2 separate regions of the Homo sapiens genome follow, and region 2 is linked to region 1. The links are chromatin contacts, found by Hi-C or POLR2A ChIA-PET in ENCODE. All regions are on one chromosome and are shown on one strand. The core of a region is the stretch at or near the end of the contact, and the rest is flanking DNA. Distances in the headings are between cores, read along the strand shown.

Region 1 (2,700 bases), core at 23-2,522:
CTGCAAAGTTTAAGTCTGGGCCTGGCGCAGTGGCTCAGGCCTGTAATCCCAGCACTTTGGGAGGCCGAGGCTGGCAGATCACCTGAGGTCAGGAGTCTGAAATCAACCTGGCCAACATGGCAAAACCCCATCTCTACTAAAAATACAAAATTTAACTGGGCTTGGTGGCAGGATCTGTAGTCCCAGCTACTTGGAGGCTGAGGCAAGAGGATGGCTTGAACCTGGGAGGTGGAGTTTGCAGTGAGTCGAGATTGCACCACTGCATTCCAGCCCAGGTGACAGAGCAAGACTGTCTCAGAAAAAAAAAAAAAAAAGTATAAGTCTGAAATAATTGAAGGTGTCAAGTTTGTGCCCTAAATATTGGAACTGGAAAAACAATCAGATTGCCCTGTCTCCAGGAATATGGGATTATCAGGACTATGGAAGGGAGGAAAGAAGCAAAGCGAGGCAGAAAGTTGGCAGGGTCCCTGAGAGAGGGGCCTGCAGCTTGCTCCTTGCCCAGGGACTTGATCTAGAGTCCCTGATCTGCAATGATGAGTGACAGGAAAGCAGAGAGGACTGGTGCCTCCTGTCCCCAGGGCAGAGGAATTGTTTTCAAAATGTGCTCAGACAGAAAGGCTGTAGGTCAGAACCAGGTGCTGGAAACAGTGGCTTGCTCCCTGTGAACTACGAAGTGGTTTTGAGGTAGCAAAGAGAGTGATGGGTTTTAGATATGGAGTAAAGGAGGACCATCAAGCAGAAGCCTGCAAGAATGTCAGCCCTCACACTGCAACATAACGACAGGTGCCACTGTGGGTAGATAAGCACACGTAATAGCAAGTCCTAGCTACCGCCCATCACCTGGGAACTTAGACAAAACTTGGGATAGGGCAGGGACCCAAATCAATGAAATAAGGATGCTGCCACCTAGCAGAATGGACATTCAAAATAGAAATTAAAGTCATTTATAGAAAAAGTAAATACAATTGCATCATTGCTCAATTTTACACTTCTCATCCAGACCTTGAGATTTGCCCTCACTCTAAGATAATGCATGTAGCTGCTTGATGTATAATATATGCTCAGTAAATGCTAGCTACTATTAATATTATTGTTACCTTTGATCCCAGGACAAGACCCTGAAGAAAGTTCTTGCACTCTTTAAAGAAAGTTCCATTACTTTCTTTTAGAGAATCAAGGAAGGAAAGGGGGGTCATTTTATTCCTCCCAAGGGACACTCAGGTTTGTCACATGAACAGTCATGGTGGGAAAATGGGTCATCAACAACCAGAGAGGACATCTGTGGAGCGTCTTTATGACTGATAGAGTAAGTTCCCTATGTCCCAGTTTGTTGTGGGAAGTTAGGTGGAACCATGTGACTAATTCTAGCCCATGCAATGGAACAGAAGTCAAATATGCTATTTTCCTGCACACTAAAACTTCTCTCCAACCAAAAACAAAGTACTCTGAGGGCCCAGCAGACAGGCAGAACCATGAGAGAGGAGGAGCCTGGGTTTCTGAGACGCTCCCTGGAGAAGAGCCCCTTGGAGAGAGCCAACTAGGACACTTAGGTTGGGCTGTTCCTAAGTTAGAAATAAGCTTTTCTTGGGTTAAGCCATTAAAACTTTGGGGCTGTTTGACACAGCAGTCTATCCTGATACACACTGTACAAATACTAGAGTATGTTCAGTGAGTTCCTGTCAACACGATTGTGGGTTCCCCACCCCCGTACCCCTCTCCCACCCCTGCCACCACACTTCATCCTTCACAGCAGTCTCCTCGGAAGCCAGAGAGTGAGTGGGTATGACTGTACCTTATTTGCCTCGTAAATGTTCTTCCGGATTTAGACATTAACAAGAGTGAGCATAAGTTGGTTTCATTTTTAGGAACTTGAAAATCCTAGATTTGAGAGCATTTTTAGAAATGAAAGGCACATTTGTAGTCATTTGGCCCAACCATTAAAACAAGCAGGGAGAAAACCGAACCCTTGACAGGGACTGCTGTAAGGCCACAGAGCTGGATAGTACTGACGCCAAAATCAGGACCCACTTCTTCAGAGCTGCCTTCAATGTTCCTCTAGGTACTTTCAAATGTCCAGCATAGCATCACATTGACAACTCAAACTTCAAGATTGGACCAAAGTGGACTAAAATTCTGGCTCCACCTCTTACCAGGTGGACCATTTTAGGACTAGCATTTAACTTCTTTGAGGGTCGGTTTCCTTATCCGTAAAATGGAAATAATAATAGTAAGAGTACTTTCCTCCTAGTGTTGTCATGGCAACTAAATAGCTCCATGAATTTAAAGTACATGGCACAAGGGCCAGGCGTGGTGGTTCACGCCTATAATCCCAGTGCATTGGGAGGCCAAGTTGAGAGAATCTCTTGAGGTTAGGAGTTCAAGACCAGCCTGGGCAACATAGTAAGAGCCTGTATCTACAAAAAAAAAAATTTTTTTTAATTTGGGACATGATGGCACATGCTCTGTAGCCTTAGCTACTCAGGAGGCTGAAGCAACAGGATGGCTTGACCCAGAAGGTTAAGGCTACAGTGAGCTATGATCAGACCACTACACTCTAGTCTGAGTGACAGAGTGAGACCCTGTCTCTAACAAAATCAAATTAGATTAAAAAGTTCTTAGCACACATCTGACTCTAATAAAGTCTTAGTATGTTAGTTTCTGCTATTACTTAAAATAATACCAAAGTTGTATGAAAATAAT
Region 2 (2,741 bases), core at 93-2,592, 39 kb before region 1:
TGTCTGTCCAGAGTCCTGGACCTAACCTTTCAGGGCTCTTTTTTTTCTCCTATTAACCCACGACTTACTGACCGTGAGAGAAATAGAGTCTGGATTGAAGACAAGCTGGTGTCCTGTAAAGAATGAGCACATAAAACAGTTCAGCAAGTGGCTTCTTTGATTTACTTGTGAAAAAATAGCAACAAAACATTTCAGCAAGGATACCACTCCTAGGTGGCTATGCAGGCAGCACTGAAGTGTAAAGGCACTCCTGAGGCCACAGTCATGCCAGATTTCCCCCTTTGTGAAATGAAACAGATATGACCCTACCTTGCAAGGTGGTTGTCAAAATCAGGGCACGGTAAATGCAAAGTATCCATGGCAATGCTTATACACAGGATGTGTTCACTGAATGATGACGATTTGAGAATGAAGTTGGGCAGCCCTCATCCAGTGCAGCCTCAGCATTGCTGGTAATAAATATGTGACCCATTCTAAAGCTCTCTTGGCAGCCTTATCTGATATAGATTCTGAGGTCACAGTCATTTCTTAAGGCCACAAGACCGTGCCAAGACCCACTCAGGTATTTTACGCAGTTTATTTCCTTCCTCATCCAGCAGCATCAATGACTTTAGACATTAAACATTGGAAGAATGCTTCTGTGTCATACTTTAAAACTGATTAGGACTGCGTCCAAAAATAACATCAAAAGAATTCTCCAGTTTCCAGATAGGAGCCAGTGCTGTGAGCTGTCCTAATGCCACAGATAAAACAAGAGGGGTGCTGCCATCTTTTCTAGGAGAGTGAATTCTCCTCTTTATATATGGAGGAAAAATTCTCTGCAGTGAGGAAATCATTGATTAATCCCACGAAACCCATACTTTGACATTGGTTGCCTTTTCCTCTGAAAGTTTTACTTTTCCTTTCCTCCCTTTTTCTTTTTCTTTTTTTTTTCTTTTGAGATGGAGTTTCTCTCTTGTTTCCCAGGCTGGAGTGCAATGGCGTGATCTTGGCTCACTGCAACCTCCGCCTCTCGGATTCAAGCGATTCTCCTGCCTCAGCCTTCTGAGTAGCTGGGATTACAGGCATGCACCACCATGCGCGGCTAATTTTGTATCTTTAATAGAGAAGGGGTTTCTCCATGTTGGTCAGGCTGGTCTCGAACTCCCGACCTCAGGTGATCCATCTGCCTCGGCCTCCCAAAGTGCTGAGATTACAGGCGTGAGCCACCATGCCCGGCCCTTTCCTCCCTTTTTCAAAAATTCTCATCCAATTATTACTTCCTCTCAGCTCCTCTCTATTAATCACTTTCCTGTTTGCTGACTTTCCTTTTCTTCTCTCTCATGTTTGCCTGCTGTACTTAATCTTTGGTGAATCACTTTATTTTTTCACTTGCCTACTCCACAGTTCTTCCGAGTGAGATCTGAAGTTCTTAAGCTCCTTTTCTCTCCTGTGTGGCTCTTCTGACCTTTAAGATACAGTGGCTACCACTCTGGCTCAGAATGCTGCAAACCTCCCTTTTCCACCAAGTCCATTTAGTTTAGAAGAAGCTTTTTTTTGTTTGTTTGTTTTTGAGACGGAGTCTCGCTCTGTTGCCCAGGCTGGCATGCAGTGGCATGATCTCGGCTCACTGCAACCTCCGCCTCAAGGGTTCAGGTAATTCTCCTGCCTCAGCCTCCTGAGTAGCTGGGATTACAGGCGCAAGCCACCATGCCTGGCTCATTTTATTTTTAGGAGAGGCAGGGTTTCACCATGTTGGCCAGGCTGGTCTCGAACTCCTAACCTCAGGTGATCCGCCAGCCTCTGCCTCCCAAAGTGCTGGGATTACAGGTTTGAGCCACCGTGCCTGGCCTAGAAGAAGCTTTAGTTCCTTCTACTTAATGGCCAAGGCCTCAGAGAGACTCTCAGACTAGGAAAATGGCATGCTCAGTGAATCCTTGTTTCCTTACAGCCTGAAAGAGTTAATATGCAAACAGCACTTTATGAATACAAAGGATAGGCTGACATATTAGGGAAAATAGAGTGCCTTGTATGTTGCTGCCTCCTTCAGAACAATTTGAGGCTAAGAGAGCTCGTAGGCCTTAGCAGGTGTTGTTAGCACACACAGGGAGCCAGGAGAACCCCTTGGCCTCAGGGCCATAGCTACATGCCCTCTGAGTTTTGTTAGGAAGGTCCTGCCCCTCCATTTTTCTTTTCTTTTTTTTTTTTTTTTTTGAGATGGAGTCTTGCTTTGTTGCTCAGGCTGTGTAGTGCAGTGGTGCAATTTCAGCTCACTGCAACCTCCACCTTCCAGGTTCAAGCAATTCTCCTGCCTCAGCCTTCTAAGTAGCTGGGATTACAGGCGCGTGCCACCACACCCAGCTAATTTTTTGTATTTTTAGTAGAGACGGGGTTTCGCCATGTTGGCCAGGCTGGTCTCAAACTCCTGACCTCAAGTGATCCACCCACCTCAGCCTTCCAAAGTGCTGGGATTACAGGCATAAGCCGCTGCGCCCGGCCCCTGCACCTCCTTTTGTTATGGCCCCCATGAGTACCCAACTCACCTCTCACCTCTGCTCCAACTTCTTGGCCAACACAACACATCAGAGAGAACTGGACCTTGGCTCATTCCTTTCCAGTGGCCAACCAGCCAAGAGAACACCTGCTTTTCATTCTCTTCAGGGAAGTGTGAACTTTTCCCTTGGGGCTATAACCTGCACCTATGCTATAACACCCTTCCCCTCCACCACAACACATCTTGTAGCCTAACTACAGAAGGTGCC

Evidence for each region. A loop is a pair of places that touch in the nucleus more often than their neighbours do. ChIA-PET counts read pairs that join two places held with the same protein, here RNA polymerase II (POLR2A). Pooled maps may share reads with other maps.
Region 2: a loop to region 1 is called in a map with no recorded cell type, with 1.9 times the contacts of the local background. The contact joins two enhancer-like sites. A Hi-C loop is called at or near these places in 9 of 168 maps with a recorded cell type or tissue (CD14-positive monocyte, Right ventricle myocardium superior, cardiac septum and 6 more), 2 of 37 single-sample maps with no recorded cell type and 4 of 50 pooled maps. POLR2A ChIA-PET finds 5 or more read pairs at or near these places in 10 of 52 experiments (B cell, CD4-positive, alpha-beta T cell, GM10248 and 7 more).

What each region holds. Positions count from the first base shown.
Region 1 is chr2:64,818,244-64,820,943 of GRCh38, forward strand. No RefSeq gene overlaps it. Among named protein-coding and RNA genes, the nearest start is that of LINC01800, 44 kb to the right of the region's middle. Within about 2 kb of position 1,273, at least 8 of the 41 ENCODE cell types and tissues checked have a DNase peak (open chromatin) inside an H3K27ac peak, as active enhancers do.
Region 2 is chr2:64,778,914-64,781,654 of GRCh38, forward strand. The region is part of intron 1 of LOC105374776 (a long non-coding RNA gene); the gene reads left to right. Among named protein-coding and RNA genes, the nearest start is that of LINC01800, 83 kb to the right of the region's middle. Within about 2 kb of position 1,343, at least 3 of the 41 ENCODE cell types and tissues checked have a DNase peak (open chromatin) inside an H3K27ac peak, as active enhancers do.